Linked DNA regions of Homo sapiens: region 2 is linked to region 1. A link is an interaction called in ENCODE POLR2A ChIA-PET data of the cell type or tissue named here. Cell type or tissue: PC-9. All regions are shown on one strand. Region 1 overlaps MCU (mitochondrial calcium uniporter). Region 2 overlaps MCU (mitochondrial calcium uniporter).

Region 1 (4,000 bases):
AAGAAAACTAATTCATATTAGTTATCAAGAAATAAAAGCACAAAATTATTTGATTTAATGTAGCTTGATGTCCTTATTATATATCTTTCTAATTTTGTACTTCTAAGTTAATTTCACCTTAGGTCAGTATAGCATGTGAGAAAACTGCTTAATCCACAGCTACTCCAATAAGTAGAGTTTGGTCACCAGTAACAGAAATTTCTACCATCACTCCCTGCTCTTTGTTGTGACTGTTGGTCATCTTCAGTATTAAATGAGGGCTTGACCCTCAGTTTTTAGAAGTATAAGGTCTAAAATATCATATCCTATAATTATGGTATTATATGCTTAGTAAATATACCTATATATACTGCTTTTCAGTAATTGCTTGTTAATTATGTTAGTTGACGAATCTGGTTATGACGGTAACAGCTGATAATAAAATATGTAGATTATCTTAAATGCTTACCTCTCTAACAAAGCAATCTAACAGGTTCTAGATTTTTTTTTTTTTGGTATCGTAAATACTTATGAGAATCTATTGAAAGTTCTAGACCCTTTCTCTAGAAGAATTTATATAAACATAGGAAATTTTGCATACAATTTTATAGTGATACAGATTCCCCTAGACCAAACCATGGAACAAACACATACTCATACTCACACCCATGTTTGCTTTCATGAGAGGCAATCTGCTTAAATGTTTAGAGTGTAAGCTTTGGAGACAAGCAGACCTAGGTTTATATCCCAGTTCTACCACTTAACCTCCTTATAACCCCCGGTAAGTAATAAGTCAAAGCCTGTTTCCTCATTCGTGAAATGTAGATAGTAATAGTTAACACCTCCAACAGAAAAATGTAGAAACAGTACTTATTCTGTAAGGAGTGGTTGTGGTAGTGCTAAAGACCTCAAATCTAAAACACGTGGTCTTAGACTTCTCATTTTAATTTCTCTGTGCCCCAGATCCTCAACTGTAAAATGACTGATAGTAAAATTTTTATGGTTATATGGTTTATACTTACTTGAAGTCTTTAAAGCCTCCAGGGGTTTCCCTTCATGTTAGTGGAAGTTAAGGATGTGGATAATTCTGCTGTAGACAGTTTGTATAATTTATCATCCAACTCAGAACACTTTTGAGAGTGAAAGGAGATGCCCAATACTGGTTTTTTTTTTTTTTTTTTTGAGACCGAGTCTCACTCTGTCGCCAGGCTGGAGTGCAGTGGCGCAATCTCGGCTCACTGCAACTTCCGCCTCCCGGGTTCAAGTGATTCTCCTGCCTCAGCCTCCCGAGTAGCTGGGACTACAGGCGCTCACTACCACGCCTGGCTAATTTTTTTTTTTGTATATTTAGTAGAGACGGGGTTTCACTGTGTTGGCCAGGATGGTCTCGATCTCTTGACCTTGTGATCCACCCGCCTCAGCCTACCAAAGTGTTGGGATTACAGGTGTGAGCCACCGCGCCCGGCTGCCAAATACTTTTTAATAGTGTAGACCAGGACCTATCTTCACTCTAGCTATTGGGAAAGTGTGAAAGGTGAACTAGAGAAAGAACAAGAAAAATAGCCTTATCTAGCTGCTTTTATTTTTTTATCCAGAAATGTAATCCTACTCAATTTGCCTTGTATTAAGAATTGCTAGGGCCAGGCATGGTGGCTCATGCCTGTAAACCCAGCACTTTGGGAGGCCAAGGCAGGAGGATCTCTTGAGCTCAGGAGTTCAAGACCAGCCTGGGCAACATAGACCTCATCTCTACTAAAAAATACAAAAATTAGCTGGGCGTGGTGGCATGTGCCTGTTGTCCCAGCTACTTGGGAGGCTAAGGTGGGAGGATTGCTTGAGCCCAAGGAGGTCAAGGCTGCAATGAGGTGGGAAGTCAAGGCGACAGTGAGCTTTGACTGCTCACTGCTCCCTCCTGAACGACAGAGTCAGACCTTGTCTCACACACACAAAAAAAAAGAGTGAGAGAGAATTGCTAGAGAGTTGTTATGTTTATCTTGTACTTAACAAAAGATACAAGATTTCCCTACAAAAATTGTTTGCGGGCAAATAATTTTAATAATGAAAGTATCTGAAAATTCCTGTTTAATTAATAAACAATCATCTGTTTAGTCAACCCAAGTAATAGATAATATATAAATTCGAAACCTAAGGTCTGTGCATGGTTTTGGGAACCAGATACATGCTCCAGCTTTTTTTGTTTGTTTTCTGTCCTGCTACTTTTTAAAGAAGCTTTACTGAGCTATATTTCACATACCATAAAATTTACCCATCATTGTACATCTGTCACAACAAATCATCTATTTTTTTTTTTTTTGAGACGGAGTCCCGCTCCATCACCCAGGCTGGAGTGCAGTGGTGCGGTCTTGGCTCACTGCAACCTCTGCCTCCTGGGTTCAAGCAATTCTCGTGCCTCAGCCTCCCTAGCAGCTGGGATTACAAGCACGCACCATCACGCCCGACTGATTTTTGTATTTTTAGTAGAGAGGGGGTTTCACCATGTTGGCCACGCTGGTCTCGAACTCCTGACCTCAGGTGATCCACCCACCTCAGTCTCACAAAGTGCTGGGATTACAGGGGTGAGCCACTGTGGCTGGCCACAACAATCCATCTTTGGACCGCTTGCTTGTTTGTCAGTTGATAGGGTAGCAAATTTTTTTTTTTAAGTTCCCCAGTTCTAATCTTCACTCACACCCTCAACCCCAGGTAACCACTAATTTGCTCTCTGTCTCTGTAGTTAAACCTTTTCCAAAAATGTCGTATAAATGGACTCATACAATATGTAGTCTTTCGCATCTAGCTTCTTTTACACAGCACAGTGCTTTCAAGGCTTATCCATGTTGTAGTGTGTATTCGTAGGTCTTTATTTTTATTGCTGGGTAGTATTCCGGTATATGGAAATATCACATTTCTTTATTCATTCACCAAATGAGGGACATTAGGATTGTTTTCCATTTTGAACTATTAAAAATAATGCTGGTGGCCGGGCACAGTGGCTCACACCTGTAATCCCAGCACTTTGGGAGGCTGAGGCGGGCAGATCATGAGGTCAGGAGATCGAGACTGTCCTGGCTAACACGGTAAAACCCTGTCTCTACTAAGAATACAAAAAAAAAAAAAAAAATTAGCCGGGTGTGGTGGCAGGAGCCTGTAGTCCCAACTACTCAGGAGGCTGAGGCTGGGGAATGGCGTGAACCCAGGAGGCGGAGCTTGCTGTGAGCTGAGATCACGCCACTGCACTCCAGCCTGGGTGACAAAGCGAGACTCCGTCTCAAAAAAAAAAAAAAAAAAAAAAAAGCTGCTGCTGGCATTTGCCTGTAAGTCTTTGTATGGACATGTTTTCATTCTTCTTGGATAGATACTTATGAATGGAATGGTTGGGTTATATTGTAGGTATATGCTTAATTTTTTAAAAAACTGAAAACTGTTTTCCAAAGTGACTGTACCACTTTACATTCCCACCAGCAGTACATCAGTGTGACAGTCTCCCTACATCCTCCCCAACTTTGGTACAATCAATCTTGATTATAGACACTCTAATGGATGTGTAATATTACTTCATTGTGGTTTTAATTTGGATTTCACTGATAATTAATGATATTGAACATCTTTTCATGTGTTTATTAACCATTCAGATATTTTATTTAGTGAAGTGTCTATTCAAAGGACCTTTTGAAAACATTTGACTATTTATCTTCTTATTATTGAGTTGTAAGTGTTCTTTATATAGTCTAGAGTTTTTCTTGTGAGTTTTAAAAATAGTTTGGAGGGAAAGGGGACAAATGTTATTAATGACTTTTTTGTCAAGTCATGTTAGTAACTGTTGTACACAGTTGGAAATTCTGTGTCATTATTGTATTGAGGACACATACATACCCAACCACTATACCCCACCACTATATATCTTTCATTCCAACTTTAAAAAGACTTGACAACAAAAAAGAAATGAAGCATTAAAGCTACTTAATCACCAAAAATCCAAAAATTATAGGGCACACAGAGCCTAAGTATTTTAATGTGGCAG
Region 2 (4,000 bases), 74 kb before region 1:
AAATACTATTGAGCACCTCTACGTACAGGAACTATGCTAGGTACTGGGAATGCAGTTTTAAGTAAGATAGATTTTCTGCCTTCGATATTGTTAAGGTTTAGTCAGGAAGCAGGCACAGATAGTGATAGTATAATGTCATAAAACTGTTCCCCAGTGTATTAGGTGTTTTTTTTTTCCTGCAGTAATAAATTAAAATAACAAATTTATTATCTTGCATTTCTGTAGGTCAGAAATCTGACAGAGGTCCCACTGGGCTAAAATCAACGTGTCTTCAGGGATGTGTTCCTTTCTGGACCTGTGAGAGCAGAATCTGTTTCCTTGCCTTTTCTGGTTTCTGGAGACTACCCACATTTCCTTGGTTCATGATTTTTTTCTCCATCTTCAAAGCTAGTGTTTTCTGTTCCTTTCAGGCTGCCATCTCTCTGGTTCTCTGGAGCTGGAACAGGTTTTCTGATTTTAATTGATTAAATAACTGTGATTAGATTGTGCCCACCTGGATAATCCTGGGTGCAAACTTTTTCATTTTTACATCAAAGTCCTTAGCCACATCTGTAAAGTTCCTTTTGCCACGTAAGGTAACATATTCACTAATTTTGAGGATTAGGGCATGGACACATTTTGGGGTCCTTATTTCACCTACCATACTAAGGAAATATCAAAGAGTCTGGCACCTAACCCAGTTTAGGAGCCCAGGAAAAGCTTCGAGGAGCAGATCAGCTGGGTCTCAAACTGGGTGAAGCGGGAGTATGAGTGGCTGCTGGCTGGGTGTCAAATGAGTGAGGGAAAGGCATTTGAGCTAAGGGGAGCTACATGAGTATATATAGAGGTGTGAAAAAGAATGGGTTTTAACATTAATTTTTATTTTTTAAAGAATCACAAATCAGTAAAAATGTAGTATGAAATGGTAGCTTGGGGATGAGTAGGGATGGAGAGAAAGGTTTGATTATGGTGGGACTTTGCATACTGTGCTTTACAGCTTCAGTTTATCCTGTAGACAGTGGCATGACATTGAAGGATTTGAAACTGGCGAGTGACTTGATTAGATTTCACTTTAGGTAGATCATATTCAGCTGTCTGGAGGGGGAATAGGCTGGCGGTAAAGAGACTGAAAAGGCTTTTACTATATAGTTCAGGTATCTTTATATATAATTCAGCTGATTAAGTTTTTGGCTTAGGTGACTGAGTCATACCATCAGAGATAGGAAAATACAGAAAGAAAGCTATGAGAGGTGTAAGGTAATATTAATACTCTCCCCTTCACACTCCCCTTCCACACACACACACGCATGTGCTCAACCAAAGAATGAACCTTGATTAAAGTCAGCCTAAATTTCTATTTTTTTTCTCTAAAAGTAGCCATTTACCATCAGTAAATAAGCAGAACAGTTTAGGTTGAACTGTTATATTTTCCCTTCTTAGGAGCTGACTTTATTTCCTTTAGCATCCCCTTCACATTTACATAATGTTGACTGGACACATGTTTTGTCTTTCCTTGTCCTGTGGCTTTCAGTTCCACTAAATGATTTAAGAAATTAAGGCATTGTACAAGTCCATTCCAGTTTACTTTCTTCTTCATTTTGCTGTGGTGATTGAGCCAGTTTCTGGCTTTCCAAATAGCCCATTATTCAATTTAATGGACAGTGTAATCTTGTCTGCAGAAGGAACTTGTTATTTGAAGATATCAGAAACATTCCAGGGACATAGTTACTGGTTGGGAGTGGAATTTGTGTGTAGACCTGGTATTAAAAAAACCTTGTGGTTTTGCAGCATTCTAATGTATTGCATACCTAGGAATTCTAGCTATTTTGAAAGATGATTCTGTGGTTGGTCCAGTAGCTAAAAGGTAACATAACATTTGAGCACATGTGCCCAAATATGTTGTTTACCAGATGAATTAAGAGTTCTTACATTACACTGCTAAAACTATAAAATGTTTAAATGGTGATTATACTTTTTCATTGGGAAGACTATGCAGTAGGGAAGAATTACAATTTGGATTTAAAGTATTACATTCCCCTAAACAGATTTGGGGTTATAATTTTAATATTTCTAATTGAGATATGGGCTGCAGTCTACTCAGAGTAACTAAGAAATGTAATTGCCATGAAGTTCTGAGTAGATGTATATGACTTTTGGCTATATTAAGAGAATAGGATTTATCAGGGAATGGTCTGAATTTCTATAGCACAAGTTAACTGTAAATACTTTGAGAAAGCCACTAAATAGATTCATTAATGACCACATATTTATAGAACAGGAAAACATACGACTTATATTGATGTGATTTTTGCCCTTATAAAGAATTAAATATTAGAGGGCCGGGAGTAATGGCTTGTGCCTGTAATCTCAGCACTTTGGGAGGCCGAGGTGGGCAGATCGCTTGAGCCCAGGAGTTCAAGAACATCTTGGGCAACATGGTGAACCCCATCTCTTAAAAAAAAAAAAAAAAAAAGAGAGAGTTAGGGCATGTAGAACAAGAGTTTTAATGAAAAGATTTTTGTGTTTTGGCCCTTAACCTCGGTCTATAAATTCAGTTGTTGATAGCATAGTGCAGTTAATTTACAACTATTTGATTGTTTAGAAATGTATTAATTAAAATAGTTTTGCCCATAAAATGTTGCAAAATCTATAAATGGTTTCGTAAGAAGTACTATAAAAGAGGAGATGATAGAAGAGGGTAATGAGTAGAAGGGAAAGGTTTTATTAGCCTTTTGTTCTTCTTTATGCTACCTCCTTCTATAAAGTTGTTATTTCCTAGGTCATGTTTTATATTTCAAAGATTATTATTTTAATAATCTGTAGGGCTTTCTATTATAGATATTATTAAGGCAAATACCTCCAGGAAGAATAAGCAATAAGTCTGGGCATGGTGACTCACACTTGTATTCCCAGCATTTTGGAAGGCAAAGGCAGGAAGATAGCTTGTGCCCAGGAGTTCAAGACTAGCCTGGATAACATAGCAAGACTCCATCTATACAAAAAATAAGAAATATAGCCAGGCATGGTGGCACGTATCTCTGGTGCCAGCTACTCCAGAGGCTGAGGCAGGAGGATTGCTTAAGCCCAATATGTTGATGCTGCAGTGAGTTATGATCTACACTCTAGCCTGGGTAACAAAGCCAGACGCTGTCTCAAAAAAAAAAAAAAAAAAAAAAGAAAGAAACTCGACAGAATAAAAACAATTCAGATGACTATTTTCTTTTATTTTATTTTCTTTTTCTTTTTTTTGAGTCAGAATCTTGCTCCCAGGCTGGAAGACATGGAGTGCAATGGCGAGATCATAACTCACTGCAGCCTTGACCTCCTAGGCTCCACTGATCTTCTTGACTCAGCCTCTTGAGTAGCTGGGACTACAGGCATGTGCCACCACACCCAGCTAATTTTTAAATTTTTTGTAGAGATGTGGGGGTCTCACTGTTTTGCGGGCTAGTCTTGAACACCTGGCCTCAAGCAGTCCTCTCACCATGGCCTTCCACAGTGCTGGGATTGCAGGCGTGAGCCACCATGACTGACTGTTTTTCATTTCTTGACATTCATATCAATTGGAATAAAGTTAAGAGAAAGTTGCAAATTTCAAGTACCTTTTGTGTGGCTCTTTTTTCTTGTCTTTCTTTTTATAGTATAAGTATGACAAGACTAGATTTTCTTGAATCTCAGATTAAACCCAACGTGTCTTAATTAGCATTAGCAATTTATGGCAAAAGTCAAGGTTTGCCACAGTCTCTGCAGTTCAGATATCAGCTTTTCTTTTAATGGCCTTTATATATTGCTAAGTACAAAATATGCAAGAAAAAGACAACCTATGTTTATTCATTACACATAGATCATTGAAGTCATGAATTAGAAATCTGTACCTTAGAGCTGCTTGGACTACTAGAACCCTTGAATATTTTTCAATTTTACCTTTAACTAAAAAAAATTCCTTTCTCATCTGTACTTTAGGAGATTGCAGAATCTTGTGGCGAGGGTATTAAAACTGACCATTCAAAGTCATAGCCCA

What was found. ChIA-PET counts read pairs that join two places held together with the same protein. Peaks named below come from ENCODE experiments on the same cell type or tissue, not always from the same donor. Only the 100,000 strongest peaks of a DNase experiment are listed, where the experiment ranks them.
Region 2: POLR2A ChIA-PET joins it to region 1 with 6 read pairs; 6 of 35 experiments call an interaction of 5 or more read pairs at or near these places.

What each region holds. Positions count from the first base shown.
Region 1 is chr10:72,836,715-72,840,714 of GRCh38, forward strand. The region is part of intron 2 of MCU (mitochondrial calcium uniporter); the gene reads left to right. Among named protein-coding and RNA genes, the nearest start is that of OIT3, 55 kb to the right of the region's middle. In PC-9, no CTCF peak of the experiment used is centred here; no DNase peak of the experiment used is centred here; H3K27ac peaks cover 386 bases.
Region 2 is chr10:72,762,654-72,766,653 of GRCh38, forward strand. The region is part of intron 1 of MCU (mitochondrial calcium uniporter); the gene reads left to right. LOC124902450 (a long non-coding RNA gene) reads left to right here. Exons shown (of 2, transcript XR_007062189.1): 2 at 226-4,000. Among named protein-coding and RNA genes, the nearest start is that of MIR4676, 44 kb to the left of the region's middle. In PC-9, no CTCF peak of the experiment used is centred here; a DNase peak (open chromatin) is centred at 1,728; H3K27ac peaks cover 1,525 bases.